Regions from separate parts of the Homo sapiens genome. Here region 2 is linked to region 1. Evidence: chromatin contacts called from ENCODE Hi-C or POLR2A ChIA-PET data. All regions are on one chromosome and are shown on one strand. Each heading gives the region's core, a stretch centred on a gene start or an enhancer-like site at or near the end of the contact. The rest is flanking DNA. Distances are from core to core; before and after follow the strand shown. Region 1 has its middle 24 kb from the start of LINC02298. Region 2 overlaps AKT1 (AKT serine/threonine kinase 1).

Evidence for each region. A loop is a pair of places that touch in the nucleus more often than their neighbours do. ChIA-PET counts read pairs that join two places held with the same protein, here RNA polymerase II (POLR2A).
Region 2: a loop to region 1 is called in a map of endothelial cell of hepatic sinusoid, with 11 times the contacts of the local background. The contact joins two enhancer-like sites. A Hi-C loop is called at or near these places in 1 of 168 maps with a recorded cell type or tissue (endothelial cell of hepatic sinusoid). POLR2A ChIA-PET finds 5 or more read pairs at or near these places in 1 of 52 experiments (activated CD4-positive, alpha-beta T cell).

Annotation. Positions count from the first base shown.
Region 1 is chr14:105,114,426-105,121,051 of GRCh38, forward strand. No RefSeq gene overlaps it. Among named protein-coding and RNA genes, the nearest start is that of LINC02298, 24 kb to the left of the region's middle. RefSeq lists an enhancer at 5,157-5,656. Within about 2 kb of position 4,731, at least 4 of the 41 ENCODE cell types and tissues checked have a DNase peak (open chromatin) inside an H3K27ac peak, as active enhancers do.
Region 2 is chr14:104,769,757-104,775,845 of GRCh38, forward strand. AKT1 (AKT serine/threonine kinase 1) reads right to left here. Exons shown (of 15, transcript NM_001382430.1): 6 at 5,896-6,043; 7 at 5,320-5,451; 8 at 5,182-5,247; 9 at 4,156-4,224; 10 at 3,699-3,824; 11 at 3,495-3,623; 12 at 3,122-3,336; 13 at 2,609-2,696; 14 at 989-1,091; 15 at 1-664. The coding sequence ends at 585. Among named protein-coding and RNA genes, the nearest start is that of SIVA1, 20 kb to the left of the region's middle. Within about 2 kb of position 4,840, at least 5 of the 41 ENCODE cell types and tissues checked have a DNase peak (open chromatin) inside an H3K27ac peak, as active enhancers do.

The DNA.
Region 1 (6,626 bases), core at 3,481-5,980:
GGTTCACATTTTAAAAATGGTCTGCATCACTTCGTGTGCTTAGATTTTTAAATCTCTTCAGAGATCTGCTATAATATTATTATAATCATTCATTATAATATTTTCTGTAAGAATAATGTCGTAACCAAGGCCTGATTTATTTGCTTGGTGTTCATCAAAATGTGCTCTTGTAATGTAAACAATCTTTTTGATATCTGGGATTATTTTCTTCTTGTTGTATATTTCAACTTTCTCTTCTTTTTTTTAAAAAAATAAGCGTGACTCTCAGGGGATGTCTGCACGGGAACCCATGTCTCTGCTGCCCCACAAACACAGCAAGAGCCGCGAGCACGCGAATGCATGGCCAAGTTGGGAGGTCAGAAGGAGGGATGGGACCAAAGGAGGGAGTGTGTGTTTTTTTTTGTTTGTTTTGGTTTTTTTGAGACGGAGTCTCGCTCTGTCGCCCAGGCTGGAGGGCAGTGGTGCGATCTTGGCTCACTGCAAGCTCCGCCTCCCGGGTTCACGCCATTCTCCTGCCTCAGCCTCCCGAGTAGCTGGGACTACAGGTGCCCACTGCCACGCCTGGCTAATTTTTGTGTTTTTAGTAGAGACGGAGTTTCACCATGTTGGCCAGGATGGTCTCCATCTCCTGACCTCGTGATCTGCCTGCCTAGGCCTACCAAAGTGCTGGGATTACAGGCATGAGCCAACACGCCCGGCCAGGGAGTGTGTTTAAGAAGTCACGTGGCACACGGGGTGGAAGCAGAGGTAGATGGTCCGCCTGGGTGCTGAAGGCCCTTTCAGAACACAAAGAGAAATTAGGAGAATGGGCAGTGCAGGTTTTTGGGAAAAGAGCTGGTTTTTGTTGAAAAAGCAGAGGAAACCCCAGACATTGCATGGGTTTAGGCCTTAGCCTCACCACTGTCGAGAGCCTCCTGCCCAGGAGGGCCAAATTCTAACCTCCAATCTGCTTGGTGAGGACCTTAAGATCCTTTCCACCCTGGCAAGCCACCTGCCAGGGTGAGCTGAGAAATCAGCCAGGGGAGCAGAGTCACTTATGGCCAAGAGGAATTGTTCTGGGGTTTGGTTAGTAAGCAGGAGAAAGAGGAGAAGAAAACTGCGTATGGGGGTTGAATGCCTCTAGCAGAAGAAGGTGAGGCATAGAGGCCTCTTACCACTAGGGAACATATTGGAGTCACGCAGCAAAGTATGTTAACAGCAGAAGTTACCCAAGTCACAGAGCACCAACATATGCTATTGGTGGCAGGAATCCGAGCTACCGGTGGTGAGTCTGTAGGGGTCTGCAGCAACCTCAATTCTTGCCTCCTCAGAAGAAAGAATTTGACTGTGGGGCACAAGGCAGAAGGAGAGACCGAGGCCAGTTTCAGAGCAGAGGCAAAGGTTCATTAAAAAGTTTTAGAGCAGGAAGGAAAGGAAGGAAAGTGCACTTGGAAGAGGGCCAGGCGGGCGACGTGGAGGGCAAGTGCCTCTTTTCTCTCCTTGATTGGGTTTTCTCATTGCTTTTCTATTTTATTTTGATTTCATCCCCAAATAATTAGCTCCTAGACTTACTTATTTGTTCTAACCAACCTGAGTCCGTTCATTTTTGCTTCTGTCTTTACGATCTGACCCTTTGGGATGTGGTCGCCCATCATCCCCATGGCAGGCAGGGAGCCGTTTTGACAGCAGCATCTCCCTCTCTCACTCCCACCTGTGGAGGACAGCCTCGGGACTGGCCCAAATGCCAGCATTTGCTCTCCTGCCTATTTCCCAGGCCGTGGTGAGGGGCTTTTCCTCAGGGTCTTCATGGGGAGAGTCAGGGGATGAGTGCCTCTCTCCTCACTTTGCACTCCTTCCTCTATGTCATGCCAAGGCACTTCAGCGGCTCAGCCTCCAATGATGGAGGTGACTCTGGAGCTCAGGCTTCAATCAACCAACGAAGAAAAATGTTAGAGACACTTCCAGCTTTTTCTTTTTTTTTTTTTTTTTTTGAGATGGAGTCTTGCTCTGTCGCCCAGGCTGGAGTGCAGTGGCGCAATCTCCACTCACTGCAAGCTCCACCTCCCGGGTTCACACCATTCTCCTGGCTCAGCCTCCTGTGTAGCTGGGGCTACAGGTGCCCGCCACCATGCCCGGCTAATTTTTTGTATATTTAGTAGAGACAGGGTTTCACTGTGTTAGCCACGATGGTCTCAATCTCCTGACCTCGTGATCCGCCTACCTCGGACTCCCAAAGTGCTGGGATTACAGGCATGAGCCCCCACGCCCGGCCACTTCCAGCTTCTTGAACTAAAAATATTGAATTCAGAATCTCTTGTAAATGCACACAGCTCAACAGACTCTAATCTTTAAGTTTGTGCTTCCCTCCCAGGTCTAGTGTTTGCAGAAGCCACCCACCCCCACACACACACCCCCAGTCTTCTAACAATATAAATGACAAATCTTGCAAACCTTTTGATGTGTAAGCCTTCTTTTCCCAAATTAGGTTTGTGCTGATACCCCTGGGACATGCCGGGATCTGATTGTAATTGCAGGTTTGGAAGTGGTGAGGTTGGTAGTGGTGGAGTGGGATGGAAATCAGCACCTGCTTGCAAAGTAACCACATCAGGTGAGGTCACAGAGAGGTCTTCAAACAATGCAGGACCAGACCCATCAAACAGGGGCTACTTCTCTTGGTGTGATTGTCAGGGTATGCAGCTCATCGCCCCCCTCCTGATTCTGGGGTCCAACACCTTCCCAGTCCATGCCCTGATTCTCACAGAAGAGACCTGAGGGAGGGTGAAAGTCCGGTCTACATTGGCATTCAGCAAACCTCCCAATAATGCCCTGAGGCTGACCTGAGGGCACACCAGACTCAACAGCCTTAAGAGAGAAGAGATTCTTTCAGTGATGATGGAAACCTTGTTCTCTGACCAGGCCTTGAGCTCAGCATTTGAAAAGCCCAACTGTGTCATCTTGTTTCCTGAGACTCTCCAGTGCAGCTCAGAGCAGCCACCTCAGCCCACAGGCCTGTGCCCCTCCTGCCCGCTGTACTGTGCTGCCATCACCAGACCCACACTGCACAGGAGCTTCACTCTAGGTGAGCACAGGTGGTTACTTAATTAACTGTCTCACCAGGTGCCACGGACTCCAAATATCCCTTCATCCTCATGGCCCCCAAACCCAACCAGGTCATAGAAACCATCCAGAATCTCACCCACCAAGGTCTGTTATCTGCAGTCACTTCTGGTGTCAAATACTGTAGGAGTCAGGATTCAGCTGTGGATAACAAAAACTTATCCTGGCTACTTTGGGTAGAAAGGGATTGAATCAAGGCAGAATGGAGAGAATTAAGGGCACTGTGACAGCAGGAAGAGCAGGGTTTCAGCTGGGCCTCAGCCACGGCTCTCACAGTGGTACTCCAGAATTGTCCTGCTGTGGTAGATTAGAAATGGCCACAGATCCTTTGCAGCTCCTGCAGTCAAGAAGTAGATCCATTTCGCCGCCTCCCCCGACCCCCTCATTAGGGACTGACTTGTGACTAGCTTTGACCAAAGAAGGTATTGAAAGTAAAGCTCTGGAGCTCCTGCTCTGGTGCTCTTGGAGAGCTGGGACAATGTGAACAAGTATTGGTGAGGCTAAGAAACTGGGTAAGTGTTGAAGCACCCCAGCCCCAAACCAATCAACTGATAAACCTGTGTGTGATGCCAATAAGAACCAGCTAGATCCCAGCTGACCCACCGACTAACTACAGAACCAACAGCTGAGCACAGATGCAAGCGTGAACCCAGCCAAGCCCAGCAGAACCATCCTGCTGAGCCCAGCCCAAATTGTCAACCCACAGAACCATGACCTGAATGCATGGTCATTGAGCTTTGGGATGATTCATTACACAGCAAAAAGATATCCAATGCGCCTCTCCAGGAAGCTTCCATTCCTGCCACAATCCAGAAACTGGGGAAACCATAAGATGCCCCTATGTTTGGCTCCAGGACCATATTCCCCTAGGCAAGACAAATAACAGCAAAATGAATATCCTATGACATGAGGTCTAGGGGTGAGACTCTGAGGCTTCTGTTACTGCCGCCTCAGAAATGCTGACCATCTCCCTGTCTGGGCTTGCTAGTGGAAAACGAGGGAAGCAACAATGACAGATTCTACCTCATTTTTCCCATCCAACTGTCACCAGAGGGTGTCTGTTGGAGGGGCACACTCCATGGAGCCCATGGCAGCTGCTTATCTAATCCACAGCCTCAACCCAGCCCTGTCAGTACTGAACCAGATTTTCATTTCCACCAGTTTGACTCATGGGCCTCACTTGGTCTGAATTTGGTGTGTGTATGTGTGGGGGGAGGGATGGGCTATCATTCGTGGTCCTCCTCAACAACCCCACCACAAAAGCACAGAAGCCACAAAGAAAGACTGACAGACCTGACTACACAAAAATTCCAAACTTCTGATCAGTTAAGAGAACCACAGTGAACAAACTGAGGGACGCTTCTTGCAACACACATCCCAAAACGATGGACAGATTCAACCATAAGCATTTAAGACTTTTACTCAGCAAAGACTCCACCAGGAACTCTGAATTTGCAAAAAAAATATATATACATTTGCAATATACATGATGGAAGAAATGACAGATTTATCCATGTAAAAATTAAAAATATCTCATGGCAAAAGACATTATAGACAAACATAGCCAGTGCAACCTGTTCTACCAGCTTGGGGTACAAATAAGGTCACATATTTTTGTTCTTCATAGGAGCCCCACCCACTCCCAGTGCTGGAAAGGGAACTCTATTCCCTCTCTGGGTGAGCTCACACAGAGCACAGCCTCTGTGCAGAGCAGCGCCACTGCCCCCACCGACATCTTCAGACGTGTTCGCTCTTGACACGGTACACCCACAGTGATAGAGCCATCCCTCAAAAAAACCTGCACACAGGCGGCTCCACAGCAACAGCTTGAAATGTCCGTCACTGGGGCACCGGGAGAATGTTCTGTGCACAGGTGCTTCCTGACAACGGAATCCTTGCTGTGGTTGGGAAGACTGGAGTGGACCCCTAGGCCCCAGGCAAAAGGCTGGTTTCTCCTGCCCAAGACGCCTGAACAGGCAGGGCCGAGAGCTCTGTTTATAACCCCAAGCGCCAGAAGTGCTGATTTTCTAAAATAAGGGTAAAATGCATAGCCAAGTTGGGAGGTCAGAAGGAGGGATGGGGCCAAATGCAGATGAGCCGATGTGGAACCGCAGGGGCAGGGCTGTCGGACCCAGCTGCGTCTGGGAGGTACTGGGCTCTGGGGACACAGCCAGGCCACAGGCTCTGCCCAGACAGGGACTGGAACTGGGCTCTGCACAAGGCTGGGCCTGTGAGGGTCTGTCCCGCAGGAAGGGGGACAAGAGAGGGCAGAGGCGCCCAGCAGGGGCACCCTTCCAGAGTTGGCATAGCATCCTTGAGAATCCTGTCTGCTCTGGGGAGGCTCATGTGCTTCTTGTCCATGTATGTGCTCACAGGACATTTGGAGACCAAATTCATGCCAAGGAGAGAGGTGCGGGCCTGGGACCTCTCCCCCTTGTGTGCAGGTGGGAGCTTCATGCTGAGTGACCCGGAAAGGGGTCAGGATGCTCTGTCAGCTCTGTGGCCATGGCCATCCATGTAGCCCTTTTATGCATTTCTTACCTGCAAAATGGGAATCATAAGAGTATCACCAGCAAAACACCTGTGGTGCTGCGGGTTAAGTGAATTATTTTTGCAAAGTTTTCAGAGCAAGATCTGGCATAGAGTGAACACTGTGAAGCATTTGTTAAAGGAATGAAGAAATATGACGTGGTTAGCTAGTCTCTGAGGCCGAGCTCTGGAGTAAAATTCCTTTCCCCATTCAGAGGAAAGGATCCACCCACTAAGAGGTGGGAACATCTACAAGGCATAGAGGTGCAGGGATGAGCTACACAGGACAAAACCGTTCCAGTATCCCATTCACTAAGCCCTCTCATTCTTTCTCAGCTACACCAGAGGTGTGCTGGCGTCTTGACCTCAGTCAGTGAGGGCCACTGAGTGCATGTCTCGGCTGTCTAACCAAGCAAACCAGTGACCCCTCCTCACTGGTGAGCAATCACCCACAGGCCAGCAGCTCCAATAAGGAAATACACATGGATAAGCGTGACCGGATCCACCCTTGGAAGCTGCTATGGACTGAATATTTGAATCCCCCCAAATGCATATGTTGAAGTCTTCACCTCCAAGGTGATAGCCTTAGGAGGTGAGTTGGGGAGGTGAATACATCATAAGGGCACAGCCTTCATGAGTGGGTTTAGTGCCTTTTAAAAGAGGCCCTAGGAAGCTGTTCACCCTTGGCCACGTGAGGACAGAGTGAGAAGGCACTGTCTATGAAGAACAAGCCCTCAACAGACACGGAATCTGCCAGCATTTTGATCTCAGACTTTCAGCCTCCAAAACTGTGAACAATAAATATCTGTTGTTTATAAACCATTTAGTCTATGGTAGCCTCTTAAAGCAGACCAAACAGACGAAGAGAGAAGCCATCCCCACACTCAACCCAAGAGTTTCTACCCATATGAATTTTGGGGTGTCAACCATCTCTCATTGGGTTTAGACTTTATATGTGTCCCCATGGGGCATGCTGGGCTCTGCCTTGAGTTACGAATCTA
Region 2 (6,089 bases), core at 3,590-6,089, 340 kb before region 1:
GGCCCATCCCCCATCCCTGGTCCCATCCCAGGGGCCCAGCCTCCGATGACGTCCTCAGAGACACGGCCTTAGTGCTGGGGGGCTGCTGTGTGCCTGCCACCCCCAGGAGAGGGTGCTGGCCAGCATACCATAGTGAGGTTGCATCTGGTGCCACCAGGTTGAACTGAGGCCCAGGGCCCCAGAGAGATGACAGATAGCTGGTGACAGACAGCCCAGGGCGGCTGGCTGACAGAGTGAGGGGACACATGGGCAGGACCTGCCCGGCCCCCCAATGCCACATTGCGCATAGCTGCAGAAGTCCTTAACATTTCCCTACGTGAATCGGATTGTTCTGAGGGCTGAGGCCACACCCGGAGAACAAACTGGATGAAATAAATTAAAACCCGCAGGATAGTTTTCTTCCCTACCCCGCTGCGGGGGAGGGTGCTGCCCACAGCACAAAAACGTCTTTCCATCTGGGCTCGAGAGGACAGCGTGGCTTCTCTCAAATGCACCCGAGAAATAAAAACCATTAAATACAGATCATGGCACGAGGCCGCCTCTCCATCCCTCCAAGCTATCGTCCAGCGCAGTCCACCGCCGCCTCAGGCCGTGCCGCTGGCCGAGTAGGAGAACTGGGGGAAGTGGGGCCTGCGCTCGCTGTCCACACACTCCATGCTGTCATCTGTGGGTGTAGACAGCTCAGACCCCGGTGCCCCACCTCCCTGCCACCTCCACCCACCCACAGCTCCAGTAGGAAGCCAACCTCTTAAAGCACGGCCAGCACGCTGCCATACTGCCAGGAAACTGAGACAGGGCCCCACAGATTGACACAGGGACCTGGGCCCTCAGAGCACTGCCTCCCACCCTGATCATTGGCACTCTCCAAAAGGAACCTTTTTAAATATTTAGATTTTAAAACATCTGAAGCCAAAAAAGCTGAACACTGCAGGCCTCTCTGAGTGTGGAGAGAAAAGGGAGTGGGCGGGGGCAGGCAGTGGCCCCTCACCTTGGTCAGGTGGTGTGATGGTGATCATCTGGGCCGTGAACTCCTCATCAAAATACCTGGTGTCAGTCTCCGACGTGACCTGGGGCTTGAAGGGTGGGCTGAGCTGCAGAGGTGGGCAGACGGGACAGTCATGAGCTTCGCTCCCCACTCCCAGCACACCCTCAAGTGTGCTCAAGACCTTCAAAGCACCTGGATCTCCAAGGGGTCTCCAGGCAGGACTGATGTCAGAGAGCAGCAAGCCACCAGCCCCCCACAGAGGCAGCTCTGGGAGGGAGGGACATGAGGGGTGCAGGAGCACGGAGACAACCCTCAACAGCTGAGACGCAAAGCTGCCCTCACAGCAGCCCCAGCAGGCGACAGGAGGTAGTGCAGCCCAGCTCTGAGAGACCCTCCCTGCTACCAGGAGGTGATAACTTTATTTTTCCTTTTTCTTTCTTGTTTTCTTATTTTTCTTATTGGTCTTCTTGTAAATTGGGAAAGAGGGAGACTGTGGAACAAGGTGCACAGGATGAGCCCACCCTGCCTCCATGGCTCAGGGACTACAGGACCACAGCCTGCTGGCATCTGGCTGCAGACAGGACTCTCAATGACCCAGGATGAAGGGTGACTATAAGGTGATGTGCACACGTGAGGAGCTGCCAGAGAGCCCCTCAGGTCCCACAGTCAAGGACCCCCTCAAGCACTGCCCCACCCCAGAGTCTGGGCTGGGCACCAGCATTGTCCATTGTCAATTAGCAAGGTCTCTGGTCAAGGCTGGGCAGAGGTTGAGCACTGCCCAGGCCCCCCATACCCTTGGAGGGCAGGGCAGGAGGGTGGCAGGCCTCAAGGCAGGAACGGGGACCAGGACCAGGGCACCCTGTGTTAATGGGAGAACAGGTGCCCAGCTGGGTCCCAGGGCTGCCCAGCCCGACCAGCTGCACACAGCCTAGGACAGGCATTCAGGGGAGGGGCAGGCTGGGAACGGGGCAGAAGCACACCTGGTGACAGGGCACCCAGCATCTCAGAGTGCAGGCTTCCGAACCCAGCTGGCAGACCCCATCAGCTGGGGTGATGGCCAGGGCTCCTAGGGTCCCTGAAAGATGAGCACCCAGGATGGCGACTCATGCAGAAAGAGCTGCCTCCCTCCAGGGCGGACTCCCCCATGTGCCAGAAAAGTAGGTGCTGTCCCTGTCCCTGCACAGCCAGAAATAGGGCTGGGCTCTCCTTGCGGCAGAAGGGATTGAGGTCAAACAGGAGGAACTCGTGGAGGCCAAGGGGCAGCACCCCTGGTCCACCACCAGCCAGCCTTCACTGCACAGCGTCAGGGAAGGGAACCCCAAGGCTGGCACTCAGAGTGTGACACACCTCCGAGGGGAGGAGGAAACTCAGAGTGTGACACACCTCCGAGGGGAGGAGGAAATGAGGACCAGGCCAGTTTCCTGGTGGAACCCGGCAGTGCCAGAGCCTCTGAGCACCAGGCGCTGAGGTTGGTGCAGCAAGGCCCTCCTTGTACCAGGACTGCAGCAGGCTCCTGAGGTGAGGGCGAGTGTGTGGGAAATCTGGCGAGCGTGCCACGTGCATGCGTGAGTGTGGATATGTGGGGAGCATGCGTGCGCGTGAATATGCGGGGAGCAGCCGCACCTTCTTCTCGTACACGTGCTGCCACACGATACCGGCAAAGAAGCGATGCTGCATGATCTCCTTGGCGTCCTCGGAGCCCCCGCCAAGCCTGCAGGCAGGAAACAAGGCCACAGTGTCGGTACCGCCACCTGCCCAGGCCCTGGGTTCAGGCCCCTTCCTCCTGTGATGTAGGGCCCGCCAGACAGGACGTTCCGGGGCCAGGGAGGGGAGCCGGTGGTGCAGCGTCCCTGAGCAGCTGTGGGTAGCAAAGCACCACAGAGCTCACGGCAGGGCAGGGGCTTCCTGAGTGGGTGGGTGCAGGCTGCAGGGTTGGGGACAGAGGCCCAACTGACCCCGGCCTGCCCGCCACTCTGCTTGGGCCTGAGGCTTTGGAGATCAGCCCTGGCCAAGGACATCAAGCTTTGGCTATCAGTGTAGTCTGGGAGGTGCCAGGACCGCCTGGCGCAGGGGCAGGTGCAGCCTGGGGATGAGGGGATGGAGGTGTAGCCTGTAGCTGGGATGGGCGGCCCTCACCTCTGCTTGGGGTCCTTCTTGAGCAGCCCTGAAAGCAAGGACTTGGCCTCGGGACCAAGCGTGCGCGGGAAGCGGATCTCCTCCATGAGGATGAGCTCAAAAAGCTTCTCATGGTCCTGGTTGTAGAAGGGCAGGCGACCGCACATCATCTCGTACATGACCACGCCCAGCCCCCACCAGTCCACTGCACGGCCGTAGTCATTGTCCTCCAGCACCTGCACGGGTGGCAGATGGGCAGGACTCGGCATCAAGGGGTGTCCGGGACACTGCCGGGGGAGGTGTGACGTGCTTGGGGCACAGAGAGGACACAGCATTGCGTGTGCTCAGGACGTGGGGACGCAGCAACGCGTATGCACGCAGGTGGGGCGCACACCTCGGGGGCCAGGTACTCAGGTGTGCCGCAAAAGGTCTTCATGGTGGCACCGTCCTTGATCCCCTCCTTGCACAGCCCGAAGTCTGTGATCTTAATGTGCCCGTCCTTGTCCAGCATGAGGTTCTCCAGCTAGGGGAAAGGTGGCCTCAGGTCAGTGCCGCCAGGCCCCCAGGGCCCTGCCCCCCTGCCTGCCCGCCAGCGCACCTTGAGGTCCCGGTACACCACGTTCTTCTCCGAGTGCAGGTAGTCCAGGGCTGACACAATCTCAGCGCCATAGAAGCGGGCCCGGTCCTCGGAGAACACACGCTCCCGGGACAGGTGGAAGAACAGCTGCGGGAGGCGCAACCTGAGGCACAGCCGTGGCTCGGGCCTCTGCCCCCATGGCCTGCAGGGCTGGGGTTTCTCAGACCGGGTCTCGGCATTGCACAGGGAAGGGACCAGCCACCAGAGGGCACGGGGGCCTGGAAAGTCTCAGAAGCCCTAACTCAGCAGGAACAAGTCACCCCACAGCAGGCAGCTGCCTGGGCAGGCATCACACCACCCACCCAGCAGGGAGCACCGTCTGGTGCCATGGAGAGTAGCCGAGGCTCCGGGAAGGACCGGCCCCACCATGGGCGGCCCACAGGCCGCGAAGTCCATCCCCCGCAGCCCCAGCCCCTACCTCGCCCCCGTTGGCGTACTCCATGACAAAGCAGAGGCGGTCGTGGGTCTGGAAAGAGTACTTCAGGGCCTGCAAGGAAGGGGAGCTGGAACTGCGGCCCCACAGGCAGGACGGCAGCCCCGCACCACGCTGCCCGACACCACGCTGCTTGATACCACGTCGCCTGATACCACACCGCCCGTAGCCCCACACCACACTGCCCGACACCACGCTGCCTGATACCACACCGCCCGATACCACACTGCCCCACACCACACACCCCATCACACTGCCCCACACCATACACCCCCACATCACACTGCCCCCATGCCACGCTGCCCCACACCACACTGCCCCACACCACACTGCCTCATGCCACGCCACCATCAGGCTGGGCCCCGGCAGCCCCTGAGGTGCCAAGGAGTGTTTGAAAGGTGAGCAAGGTGGCCTGGGCTCAGGTCCTCCAGGGTGAGTTGGGACCTCAGCAGGGGACAGTGCTCCCAGCACCAGGGCCTTCGCAAAGGGAGGACACACCCTCCCAGGCGAGACCCACCCTCCCGCCTTCCACCACAGGCGACTGTGCTTTTAAAGCAAAGGCCCCATCTGCAGGAGAATCGTCCCCAAACACAGTGACCTGGAACTAACCAAGTGGCTGGACCCTGGCCCCCTTCACAGTAAATACCTCCTGGGCCAAGTCCCCAGAACAGGTTCTGCAGGACAGAGCCCGGGCCTCAACAAAAGCCTGGCAGGCAGGGCTGCAGGGCATGGGGAGCTGGGGCCTCCTGGAGCCTCGGCAGAGTGCAAGGAAGACCAGGGCCACCTGCCCCACCCACCTGCCCGCACACGGGAGCAGCGAGCACAGCCCCTAGCCCACACTGGGCACCTCCACAGCCTGACCCTCCAGGGCAGGCCTGTCTCACCAGCGGCGGAGTCCACGGTGTGTAAAGCCCTCACGTGCCCAAGAAGACAGGACATCGTCCCCTAGAGACAGCCCCAGGAGTCGCTACCTGGCCCCAGCCCTTCAGCCCCATCTGGGCTCCCACTCACTGTGAGGAAGGGGTGCCTGGAGTTCTGCAGGACGCGGTTCTCGGTGAGTGTGTGGGCCACCTCGTCCTGTAAAGCAGGGCTGGGTGAGCTGCCACCCCGCACCCTCATCTCCACCCTGCCCCACCGCCCCGGCCCCACCTTGGCCACGATGACTTCCTTCTTGAGGATCTTCATGGCGTAGTAGCGGCCTGTGGCCTTCTCCTTCACCAGGATCACCTTGCCGAAAGTGCCCTTGCCCAGCAGCTTCAGGTACTCAAACTCGTTCATGGTCTATGGGCAGGCACCAGGGTCAGCAAGCGGCGCTGCCAACAGTGCCCAGCTGGTCGGCATGCGTGGGGTGGCATGAGGGGCCCCAGAGTCGGAGGCAGAGCCAGGAGAGGCGTCCACTTCACACCTGGTGGCCTACTGGGCTCAGCGGGGAGTCCAGGCTTACAGGGAACACATGGCTGCGGCCCCAGCTCAGAGCATGGGGTTCAGGGAAGGGTGGGGTAACATTGCCCAAGCCTGGCAGGGCTCAGCAACCCCAGTTTTCCTCTGACATGGGGAAGAGGACCCACCTGGGAAGCAGCTGCGCCCTACATGGAAAACCGGCCTAGGTGGAGATGCCGTGGAGTGCTGAGTGTCTCCTGGGCCGAGCTGGGACCCCATGACCCACCCAGCCCTCCACAGTCCAAGGCAGCCCCAGGCACAGGCAGAAGTGGGGACAGGCCTCACCACGCGGTGCTTGGGCTTGGCCAGGGACACCTCCATCTCTTCAGCCCCTGAGTTGTCACTGGGTGAGCCCGACCGGAAGTCCATCTCCTCCTCCTCCTGCTTCTTGAGGCCGTCAGCCACAGTCTGGATGGCGGTTGTCCACTCCTCCCTGCAGGAGGTCAGGTGAGGCTGCAGGCCTGTACCAGATCAGGAGC